2 separate regions of the Homo sapiens genome follow, and region 1 is linked to region 2. A link is a contact called in ENCODE Hi-C or POLR2A ChIA-PET data. All regions are on one chromosome and are shown on one strand. The core of a region is the stretch at or near the end of the contact, and the rest is flanking DNA. Distances in the headings are between cores, read along the strand shown. Region 1 has its middle 66 kb from the start of SMIM36. Region 2 holds the start of HLF (HLF transcription factor, PAR bZIP family member).

The links. A loop is a pair of places that touch in the nucleus more often than their neighbours do. ChIA-PET counts read pairs that join two places held with the same protein, here RNA polymerase II (POLR2A). Pooled maps may share reads with other maps.
Region 1: a loop to region 2 is called in a pooled map, with 6 times the contacts of the local background. The contact joins the enhancer-like site here to the promoter of HLF in region 2. A Hi-C loop is called at or near these places in 1 of 37 single-sample maps with no recorded cell type and 4 of 50 pooled maps. POLR2A ChIA-PET finds 5 or more read pairs at or near these places in 1 of 52 experiments (activated T-cell).

The regions. Positions count from the first base shown.
Region 1 is chr17:55,574,092-55,580,432 of GRCh38, forward strand. No RefSeq gene overlaps it. Among named protein-coding and RNA genes, the nearest start is that of SMIM36, 66 kb to the left of the region's middle. RefSeq lists enhancers at 1,923-3,122, 2,802-2,871. Within about 2 kb of position 3,105, at least 29 of the 41 ENCODE cell types and tissues checked have a DNase peak (open chromatin) inside an H3K27ac peak, as active enhancers do.
Region 2 is chr17:55,263,273-55,269,336 of GRCh38, forward strand. It overlaps HLF (HLF transcription factor, PAR bZIP family member), which reads left to right and starts at 1,688. Exons shown (of 4, transcript NM_002126.5): 1 at 1,688-2,327; 2 at 4,479-4,814. The coding sequence starts at 2,213. RefSeq lists a silencer at 1,492-1,811.

The sequences.
Region 1 (6,341 bases), core at 1,855-4,354, 310 kb after region 2:
AGAAAAAAAAGCAATAGTAATATATGGATCCATATATTAAAACAATAAGTAATATATGGATCCGTATATATTAAGACAACAAGTAATATATGGATCAATAATTAAAACAAAGAATGGGATCAATGGACTATTAAAAACATGAACAAGGTGAGAGAGATGAGAGGGGAAAGGAAAGAGGGGAGAATATTCAAAACATGAACAAGGTGAGAGAGATGAGAGGGAAAAGGAAAGAGGAGAGAAAAAAGAGACTCTAGGACATACCAAGACAGACGTTTTGCCCTGAGCTACACCTGAATAAGAATTCACTAATTTCTTAAAAACGAGGAAATGAAATTTAATACTGGAACACTATATATTTCTTTTATATCATATGTATAGATTTATGCTTAGGTTAACAACTTAGTAAAGTGAATGTTGTTTCTCCCATATTGTGGATTAAGTCATTCTTAACTAATAATTTTGTGGTCTTTAAGGAGTCCCAGATCAAATCCATACCTGGGTCACTTGTTTGCAATAGGCATTATAAAAAATTATATTGAAGATTCTGTTGCTAAGCTAAGCAGTGCCCTCTGAAGATTGTTGCCTTGACAAGGATAATCACTCTTGGAGGAGTTAGACATTGCAGAGGTACTTGATGGGTGACCTGCATGGGCCCTTTCTCAGAGCCTTATTACCATGTATTTTTCCAAACACTTAGTAGAGATAAGAGTTGGCCTCATAAACCTTAGTTATATTCATTAGGTCCTAGGCCAGTTTATTCTTTCATTTAGGAAATAGGTATTGAGTATAGACTCTGCATCAGGGGCTTTACTGTGTAAAATGCTGGGAGACCATGAGAATACCTGTCAGTGTACAATTTTCAAAATGTTAAAAACATAATTCTCATGAAAAACACAGAGAGCAAATGTCAAAGTTGTATTTGAGTCATTCATGAGGGATTCATCAAGATAATCAAGCCGATTCAAAGAAAGATATGGGGTAAAAAAAATATATGCTATATATACATATATGAATACATATGTACATGTAGAAAAGGAGAGAGAGATAGAAGAAGAGAGTCAGTTTAACCAAAAAAGTGCTGGAATAAGATTTCTAAATTGGATTAAAAAACAGTCAATTTCTACAGTATAGTAAAATCATAACTTTGGGGGTAATAATTCTGTCTACTAGACAAAAATCATTTACATATTATCAGTTTCCTACAAGTTCAACCTTAACTTTACAGAGTCTGGCCCTTTATTAAGGTAAAAAGTACATCAAATGAAAACCAGTTGACCCATGGACAGGCTTATTACCCAATGCTCTATGACATGGACAGAACACGCAGTCATCCTTCTTTCCTTATTTCTAAGTTTTGGGTGATCTTTCTTCACATGATGAACAAAAGCAGAGTCTCTACGCTCACGGATCTATCACCTAGTCACATTATCATTGCATTACTGATTACGCAAATACATGGAGATTTCAACTGTGTTGAGAGTTGTGAAGGAGGGTACACAATGGTTATAAGTGTTTACAACAGGGATTTTTCTAAGCAGGGGATCAGGAAGGCACCAGTGAGGAAGGAGACACCAGAGGGGGAAACACTGGGGAACACTGGGCAGCAGTGAACCAGATGGGCCCTCATTTCTTCCCTACCCACACATCTCTCCATGGCTTTGAGCACCATGTATGTGACGATTTCTCTCACACGTACACATTTAGTCCTTTCTCTCCTCAAAACTTCAGACCTGAGAGTTCACTTGGATGGCACACAGGCATCTCACCTTGGCATGTTCAAAGCAGAATTCTCAGTCCTGCTCACACCAAACATCAACCCTTCTCATAGCCTTTCTGTTTTAGTAAGTGGCACCACCGTCCCTCCAATTGATCAAAACAAAGGTTTAGGAATTCTTTCCGATTTTCCTCTTTCCCTCACTCCCCCTACCCCAAAGCAGTTTGTCAGTTAACACTGCCTGCTCCTCCCTTATAGTATGCAAAATCCACCACTTTCACACCACTACCCAGGGCCAAGACATCAACATCCCCTCTCTCGTGAACTATTTCAGTGTTTCCACCAAGACTTCATTCTCCACTTAGCAGCCAAAAGGTAAATCTCAGCTAAAAGGTAAATCCTATCCTGTCGCTCTTCTAAAATCCCTCCAGTGGTAACTGGAATAAAATCTAAACTCCTCCCACTGACTCACACAGCCCTACGACACCCGACATTCATAACTTTTGACTCAACTGTTACTATTTCCACTCCCACCCCGAGCCCCACCCCTAACTCCACTCTGGTCACACAATCCTTCTTTCAGTTCTTCAAACATTCCATGCTTATTCCCAGCTAATGGCCTTTGAGCTTGTAGTTCTCTCTTTCTGACATATTTTTCCTTGTTACTTTTGTCTGTCTGTCTCCTTTCGTTATCCAGATCTCAAGCTTAAATATTACATCTTTAGAAAGGTCTTCCCTAACCACCCAATCCAACCTACACCTAGTTTCTCTCCATCAGATCTTTTGACTTTAATTCTCTGCATGATGTCATCATGAGCTGCTATTTCTTCTTGTTTACTTCCTCTTTTTTCTCTGTCTGCCCTTCCCAACCCAACCCCTCCATACATGTCTTGAATTTTAGTTGTAACTCCAGTGCCTACAACAGTGCCTAACACATAGCAGGTGCTAGAAAATAATTTTTGAATACATGAACAAGCAAAGAGGGAAAGGACAATCACTCAGACAAAAGGAGACAAAAGGAGCATAAAGGACTGAAAAAAAATATTCAGCGTAGTGAGAAGCTGGGAGCACAGAGAGTAGGAGGGAGCAGGGTGAAAAGGACAGCGGAGAGCAGAAGCCTCCAGCCCACGCAGCACTCGGAGGGATTTTAAGGAGTTTCATCTTCATCCAAATACTAATGAGAAGGCAGACACAGGGCTGAGAAAAGGATAATATGCTAGTGATCTTGAACTCAAACTGAAAGAGACTTAATAGGAAAAATAAGGCCACTGCTGTAGTGATGGGCCCCCGGGTAGTCAGAGCAGAAATGCACTGACCCACATCAGTTCATTTCTCTCCCCATGGCACACACAGTCATCATCACTTCCAGCCTCGCCACCATGAAGTGAACAACAGCCCGTGGAATGAACTTTCACTTCTTCAAGAGCATAATGCTGCTTTCCAACCCAGGCCCGCCCTGCATGCGGTTTCCTCTACATACAAAGCTCCTCCAACTTCCACATGCCTAGTTAACTCCTTTTTTCCCCTTCATTTCTCTGCTGAAACCTCATTTCCTCAGGAAAAGCCTTCTTGGACCCTCTCCCCGCACCATACTGTGTCAGGGCCCACTGTTATAGTTCCCTGAACTGTAACTCCAAGAAATTACCATTCTTTCTTTCACAGCAGGAATCAGTATCACATGCGGTTGAAAATGAAAGCTGTTAGACTGCGTAGCATCCCACATTTTCTACGTGGTAGCTGTGTAAACATAGGCAAATTATATAATCTCCTTGAAGACTTCAGTTTCATTATCTGTAAAATAGGAATAATAATAGTCCCTACTTCAAAAATTTTTTTTTTTTTTTTGAGACGGAGTTTCGCCTTTGTTGCCCAGGCAGGAGCGCAGTGGCGCGATCTTGACCCACAGCAACCTCCGCCTCCGGGTTCAAGAGATTCTCCTCCTCTCAGGGGAGGCCTTCCCATGCCCCGACAGTGCAGAGATGCCCGACTGTGCAGTCTGGGTTTGGTGGCTGCAGCTGTGCCCGAGGGGGTGGGGCTCCTTCCTGCTCTGTGGAGTGGGAGGCCCGAGTCTGCAGCCATGACTTGGGCTGTTGTGGCTGCACCTGGGGAATTCCCTCCCCATCAGCTCGGAAGTGTTGTGATTCCCACTTGTTGCCAGCTCCACGGAGTGTGCAGCCCTGGCTGAGCTTCGCTGTTGCAGCCAGCGTAATGGCAGCGGCTGCCCCAGATGGGCTGCAGGCGCCATCATTAGCACAGCCCTCTATGAAAAGCATTATGGCTATTTCTCAAAGAACTAAAAGTAAATCTACCATTCAATCCAGCAGTCCTACTACTGGGTATCTACCCAAAGGAAAAGAAGTAGTGATATTGAAAAGACACCTGCATGTATATGTTTATGGCAGCACAATTCACAATTGCAAAGATAATGGACCATCAATTGATAAGTGGATAATGAAAATGTGTTATATATACACCATGGAATACTACTCAGCCATAAAAAATAAACAAAATGATGTCTTTTGCAGCAACTTGGATGGAGTTAGAGGCTATCATTCTAAGTGAAGTAACTCAGAAATGGAAAACCAAATATATATTCTGACTTCTAAGTGGGAGCTAAGCTATGGGTACACAAAAGCATACAGAGAGGTATAATGGACACTGGATACTCAGAAGTGGGGCGAGTGAGCAGGGGTGAGGGATGAAAAATCACATATTGGGTACAATGTACACTCCTTGGTGACCAGTGCACTAAAATCTGACTTCACCACTATACAATTCATCCATATGACCAAAAACCACTTGTACCCCAAAAGCTGTTGAAATAACAAGATTATATGTATATGCGATTATATATATATAATTATATATATGTGTGTGTGTTCCTGGTTTATTTTATATATATAATTTATATATATACATATATATGTGTGTGTGTGTATATATGTGTATATATATAAAACCAGGAGAAATTCTAACTGGGCTAAATATATAAATATATATTTATAATTTCTTGTTTGTTTGTTTGAGACAGAGTCTCACTCTATCACCCAGGCTGGAGCGCAGTGGCGCCATCTTGGCTCACCGTAACCTCTGCCTCCTGGGTTCAAGCGATTCTCATGCCTCAGCCTCTTAACGTAGCTGGGTTTACAGGCATGTGCCATCCTACCCTGCTAATTTTTGTAATTTTAGTAGAGATGGGGCTTTGCCATGTTGACCAGGCTGGTATCAAACTCCTGACCTCAAGCAATTGGTCTGCCTTGACCTCCCAAAGTGTTGGGATTATAGGCGTAAGCCACTGCACCCAACCTATAATTGTTTTTAATAATTATTATAGGCATTACAGCCCAAAAAACTGAATGACATTTCTTCACATGAATCTATTACTCTTACTTATACTGAGAAGTGGATATCATAGCATCCACTCACAACTTAACAGACTACTGACAGACACAGCACAAGGAGTTTTGCATTTAAGGTATCTATGTGATGTTCTTCTACGTGATGTTTCAGTTTTCAATTCCTTTCTCTGTACAACTGTAAACCTTCAATTAAAAAGTGCTCTGTGGGGTCATTTGGCCTTCACTTAGTGCTAATGCAATTAGCGTCACAAAAGCAAGGGCCCTGAAATTGTATGGAAAAACTCTGTTATCCAGTGGTCATCTAGAACAGGCAGAATGTTTTTAGATTAAGTTCAGTGATGTATTATCATTGAAGTGAAAACAGAATTTAAAATTCACATGGAACTTTCAGACCTCAGGGTGTGCTTTTGCTGATACTCATGTGTGTGCAGTTGACGGTTTGTTACAGTGCTACATATTATTGATGTTCCAGTGCTCTTTTTGTATTTCCTCTCTTCCTAAGCTTCCTGGCTGACATAGCCTCTCTGTGCATAGCCTTCTACAATCATCATGTTACCATGCAAATGAAAAGTCTAGTTATATCTATATCTACATTTATCTGTCCTTTTTTTTTTGAGACAGGGTCTTGCTCTGTTGCCCAGGCTGGAGTGCAGTGGTGCGATCTCAGCTCACTGCAACCTCTGCCTCCAGGTTCAAGTGATTCTCCTGCCTCAGCCTCCCAAATAGCTGGGATTACAGGTGCACACCACCACCCCTGGCTAATTTTTATATTTTTAGTAGATATAGGATTTCACCATGTTGGCCAGGCTGTTCTTGAACTCCTGACCTCAAGTGATCCACTTGCCTCGGCCTCCCAAAGCGCTGGGATTACAGGTGTGAGCCACTGTGCCCAGCCTGTGTATTTTTATGTAAATTTAAGGTAAAAAGTAGCACCATTGCGTGCCTTTTCAAAATTGCTCTTTGTTGTATCTTGCATATTATTCCTCACTGATGAGAAATTCTGATAAGATAAATACCACTGAGCAACTATAATTCATGGGAATACTTTGTTTAAGGTTCATGCCTAAATTTCTGTATCACAGATTCCCAAGTCTGAAATTATCTGAAATTATAGCCCATATCCAAATATGCAGCCGCTAAACTCAAGTTAGAACTGTGATTCTTTCTTAGCTGCGTCTTTATTTTCTGTAAATGTGAGAGGATTGCATAAAATAATCACTGGCACTATGGTTAGGCCAAGTATTCTTTGATTCTCAGGTTTCTCATCT
Region 2 (6,064 bases), core at 438-2,937:
CACGAGAGACTATTACCTCCACGCCCAGCTCAGGCACCTTCTCTAGAATCCCTTTCCTAATAATGTAAGTGCCCCTGTCACCTCCATCTATCCATTTTTGTTCTTTTAAGCCTATTTTATATTATTTGCTTATATGCCAAACCCTAAACGATGAGTTCTTGAAGGTTAAAATTATGTTTTATTCATCTTTTTTCACTAGCCCCCGCATAGTCGCTGGCATACATACCGTGGTGCTCAATAAATGCATGTGGCATTAACTAAAAGTTTGCTGTTTCTGGAATTCGTCTGAAACCTGAAACACTGCAACAACATCTCACTTAGAATGTTGCCTTACCCTTTTGCCATAATTTTAGAGTGAGGAAGTAGAGGTCACTAGATTACGTGTCCTTTTATGAAGAACCTACAGCTCAGGGCAGAAAGGCACTTGCCGGAATCACCCTGCCAGGGAACTCTGAACCCCGCTGCGCCGCCGCTCCTGATCTCTGGGGTTTCAGGCGCCTCCTCTCTTACAACCCTCTCCTGGGGAAGTAAACCCCATCAAGACACCACCACATCCTTCCCCAGCGACTCAGCCTGGGGTCACAAAGGCCTTTACGTCCCACTGAAAAACGGTTTTCTTTCATTTGTGCCCATTCGTTCTTGCAGCCCCTTCCCCAGATCGAAGACTAGGGTCTTAGTAAGGAGAGGTAAGGAGGGAGGGGAAGAACCTGCCTGGCCCCCCGCGGAGCTCTGCAGGGGGCGTCGCGGCTGCACGCCAGCGCCCGCACCACCCCAGGCGGGAAGGGAGTTATCACACAGGGGGTCGCACGCAGATCTCGGGGACCGTGGGTGCCACGAGGTCAAACTGGCAGAGGGAGACGCTGCAGCTGCTGTAACAGCAAGGAAAGCCGAAGCCCCCTTAGGGGATACTTTACAAAATTATTTTAATCACCGTGCAAACCTAATAACTTGACCCAAGCGCAATCACCTGTATTCACCCAGAGTAAATATTCCTAAAATCCCGTTCAGTGTGTCTGTGTCTCTCCCGCCTCTTTCCGTTTCAGGCAAATGTCTACCCCCCCTCTCCCCCCACCGTTAACACCTCTCTGCAGCGTGGGAAACAGTGCCCAGCAGCTCAGTCCTCCGCTTCCCGCTCTGCTTTTTGCATCCCATTCGGACTTATAGGAAGTAGTTATTTTTTGGTGGTGGTGGAAACTGGGCAAGAAAGAAGACGCTAAGCTTGGCCGGGGCCAGGAGAAATATTGAGAAGGGTCGTTACCTTCCATCCGATCTAAACCAATCATCTCAAACTTGGCTACTCTTTGGAACCACCTGGGGAGCTTTAAAAATTATGGACGCCCTGATAGCACCGCAGAGGTTCTGATCTAATTGATCTGGGATGCGGCCTGGGTATCGCGATTTTTTTAAAACTCCTCAGGTTATTCCCAGCTTGAAAACTATGGATATAAATTTCTCATTCCTCTTCCCACCCAGACCAAAAAAAAAAAAAAAAATCTAAGCCTAAGTTGATGGCCCAGGGAATCTGGCACCTGCTCCCCTGCAACCAGCCAGTGCTGCAAGGTCCCCGAAAATCGGCGCGAGCGGCGACGCTAAACACGCGGCGGCGGGGCGAGCGGGCCAGGCGGGCGGTGCCGCGCGTGGCCCCGCCCCCGCACGCCTATGGGCGCGAGGTGCGGGCCCTGACGTCACTCTTGTCAGGGCCGCGGCACATGGGCGGCCGGATGCGCTGAGCCCGGCGCTGCGGGGCCGCGGAGCGCTGGGGAGCAGCGGCCGCCGGCGCGGGGAGGGGGGTGGGGTGGGACGGCGCACCGCCTCCGGTGCTGGCACTAGGGGCTGGGGTCGGCGCGGTGTCTTCTGCCCTTCTGCAGCCGTCGACATTTTTTTTTCTTTCTTTTTTTCAATTTTGAACATTTTGCAAAACGAGGGGTTCGAGGCAGGTGAGAGCATCCTGCACGTCGCCGGGGAGCCCGCGGGCACTTGGCGCGCTCTCCTGGGACCGTCTGCACTGGAAACCCGAAAGTTTTTTTTTAATATATATTTTTATGCAGATGTATTTATAAAGATATAAGTAATTTTTTTCTTCCCTTTTCTCCACCGCCTTGAGAGCGAGTACTTTTGGCAAAGGACGGAGGAAAAGCTCAGCAACATTTTAGGGGGCGGTTGTTTCTTTCTTATTTCTTTTTTTAAGGGGAAAAAATTTGAGTGCATCGCGATGGAGAAAATGTCCCGACCGCTCCCCCTGAATCCCACCTTTATCCCGCCTCCCTACGGCGTGCTCAGGTCCCTGCTGGAGAACCCGCTGAAGCTCCCCCTTCACCACGAAGACGGTGAGCGCTGCCGCGGCCCCGCTCCGGGAAGGGACGACGCTCCGGGGGTCCCCCTCCGCGGCCGGGCACGCCCGCTGGAGCATCCCCCAACCCCGCTCCCGCCCTGTCCCGCGGCGCCCCGGCCCCGCGCTGATGAAATTGAGGAGCTCACCCAGCACCCTTCCTCCCCTTCCTCCTCCTCCATGAAAGGGGAGGGACCCCTCCTGAGCTACATTTAAAAGAGCTTCGGGCACCCGGCCTCCCTGGGTCCCGCTCCTGCGGCGCGGGTGGGAGGTGTAACTTGACAGGTCAGGATCGTTCCCTAGAACGAGGCACACCCGCACGCAGAGCGAGCCCGCCTGCGGAGGGCAGAGCCTCCCGGGCTGGGGAGGAGAAACCCTGGGGCCTGGTTCTGTGCGGGGCAGGGGGCGGGGGTCGGCTTGAGGGAGGGGGTTTCACTGCGTAGCCTGGGTTTTGGGGTTGTGTTACAGCTTCTGTTACTGGTTAGTATTTGGAACTCACGAGGTGTGAGAGAAGACTCGTTTTCTTCTGGTGAAGGGTAGCTGAGAAAGCGGGGTGGGGGCTGGGGCCGGTGGGGGGAGTGGTCTCTCGGCGGGAAGCCGTGCACGCCTCCAGCGTTGACACTTTCCCGGTGCACTTTTTCTGGTGGGAGGGGAGAGCGGAGCAGGCTCACGTGTAACCGCGCAGGAGCCTCCTCTGGCTTGAGCCCTTTCTTGGTAAGTCCCAAACCTTCCCAAGACAACCTTGGCCTTAGCAGTAGAGGAGGGGTACGTGTGATGAGGCCCCAAACCCGGCTAAGTGATGCCACGGATTTGGGTTGATGCGATTTCATGCCTTCGGTATCACAGTAGCAAATGCGAACCGTGCGGCTCACAGTGTAAAGTTCTGAAAGGTTATTTGGCTACAAATAGCTTGGGAGTACTTGCACCTTCTTTTCTAGGAGAGGACAACCTGTTGCATTGCAAGAGTTTGCAATCTGCAGATGATAGCCAGGGACCCCTCCCTAACTATCCTTTAAGGAAGAGCATTTGGGAGGAAGGGGCTGCCTGCAGGCTTTTGCATCTGTGGGTGTTTTAAGTCAGATTTTCAGATGAGATGGTAGAGGGTTAGAATGGATGGCAGTGGAGGCTGTGTTTCTCTGAAGATGAAACTCAGAAGCAAATTCCTTAATCCCAGATTCCACCCACGACTGAATACTAGAATTGGCAAGATCCGGAATGCTTGTTAAAGACCTAATGGGCGAGCAGTACTTCCAGGTAGCAAATAGCTGCATACTTCCAACATAAATGTATAGAATAACTCACCTTTTCCAATAGCTCTGCTTTTGAAAGGTTTTGTAAATGCATACTCTTTGTAAATTGGATCATACTCAAATGTTTGGAGAAGAGAAGGAAGAAAACACTTTGTATTTTTTTAAACTCCTTTTGTAAAAATCAGTGTGCCCCAGTGGCTTTAGAAGCAAACACATGTGAGCTCAGAAAGTTCTCATTCTCTGCCAACATGAGGCATTGGTCAAGTTCCCTCAAGTCTCAGAGCCTCCGAGTCTTTGTTGTAAATGGAGGTAATTGTTATTTTGCAAGTTTATTGTGAGATTTTTGAGATAATATATGGAAAGAACCAGGTATCCAGTAGGTACTCTAAACATGATGTTAAAGAAGGGTGGAAGGTCCCTGCTTTACCAAAATTAAGACCACTAACTCACTGGCTTTGTAAGTCTGAATGACCTCCTATTGCTGCTGTGATGAATTCCTGGAAGATAATTCAAGCCTGGTTATTGGCTGTTGTTTTCTTAAAAATGACAGCAGTTGTATATAATCACAGATGTTATATTCCTATTTTAGGTTTAAGTTATTACTCTTCTCAAATAATGTGCTGAGACTGTTCTCTGGTTTTTATCCTAGATCAGCCTGTAGCCCTGCCCCAAGGACTAGTGCCTTCTTTCCAAAGTAAATAGGAAGATGTTGAAAAACAGGCAGAGATCCACGTCCTGCCTGAACTTTTAACTCTAGATCTACAAAAGACAGCAGCCAGAGAAGGACCCTGCCATTCGTGAGAAATAGTCTTATAACAGGCCAGGAAAAGTGATAAAAGAGCGGTATTGTTTTTCTTTTCTTTCTTTTTTTTTAAGTCCAGCTTTCCCTTCTTCTGCAGCATTTAGTAAAGATAAAGACAAGGAAAAGAAGCTGGATGATGAGAGTAACAGCCCGACGGTCCCCCAGTCGGCATTCCTGGGGCCTACCTTATGGGACAAAACCCTTCCCTATGACGGAGATACTTTCCAGTTGGAATACATGGACCTGGAGGAGTTTTTGTCAGAAAATGGCATTCCCCCCAGCCCATCTCAGCATGACCACAGCCCTCACCCTCCTGGGCTGCAGCCAGCTTCCTCGGCTGCCCCCTCGGTCATGGACCTCAGCAGCCGGGCCTCTGCACCCCTTCACCCTGGCATCCCATCTCCGAACTGTATGCAGAGCCCCATCAGACCAGGTAAGTGCCCTGAAGATTCTCCCTTCAGAAAGGGAGGAGGAGGGTGAATGGGACAGGCAAGGTAGAGTTAGCATAAACATCTTAACACTCAGGTTTTAGCAAAGATCCTAAGAGAGGTACCTTCTTCTGCTCCACTCCTGGCAGAGGCTCTCCCACTTTAATGAGCATCCATATCACTCATCTGGAGAGTCCGGTAAATACAGACTCTTTGTATCTACCCCTAGAAATTCTGATTTTGCAAGTCTGGAATGAGGGCCCAGGAATATGCATTTTAACCAGCTCCCCCATGGGATTCTAATGCAGCTGATCCAAGGGCTGCAGTTTAAGAAATAACTTACAGTTAATGATTTGGATAATTTAAGCCTCCATCGCATCTTGTATCTCTTTTCCTCATTCCCTAAACACGTAGATAACAGGTAGACTCTCAATAGGGTTTGGTTTACCTATATTCACTCTTGTCTGTCCTGAAGGAAAAAAAATGTGAGTAGGGATATGGGGCAGGTATTTTTTTTTCCATCCTTTTCATCTTGTTTTGTCATTAGCTGAGAAGTAGAATCTAAAAGCAGGCTCTCATATTGTGTTTCTGAGCCTTCTTCAGGACCAGACTCCATCTCTCTCGTTGCTATTCCCATAAACCCAACTGTTCTTATCTTTTTTTTTTTTTCATTTTCATCTGTCTATCACACTCAGTCCACCTGTATCAAAGCCCACAAGGCTGCAAGGTCAGCTGTAAATGATCTTGAAATAGTACACAAAAATATCACCTGAAATGACCAGTACTTCAAAACCCACTGCTAATGCTCAGATATAAACACAGATTGAAGGAGCTTTGAATTCATGCCTTTAGCACCCTGTAGTACCAAATGAACAGGAAGAAAGACGATTTCATGTGCACAGGTAACCAGGAACAAAGATTCAGCCAGATAAATCATCCGGAAGGTCACAGAGCTGAGGGCCTTAGCTGTGGGGGAAGACAGAAAGCAGGACAATGCGAAACTTGTGCTAGAGATTGTTACTGAACTCCGTGTCCTCGACTCTTGTAGAAATTTCTGTGGCACATGGAGCAAGATTTAAATGGAAGGAAATGATGTAAAGGAGGAAGAGAATACCCCTGCCTCGATATATTCATATTGAAGTTCCTCCTTTCAGACCTCTGTGTGCTGGCCCCTTCTCCAAAATTCACTTTGAATTATAACTCAAGGCCACTGGCTGGAATGGAATTAATTCTTAGCCTCCAGCCACCCCTGGAG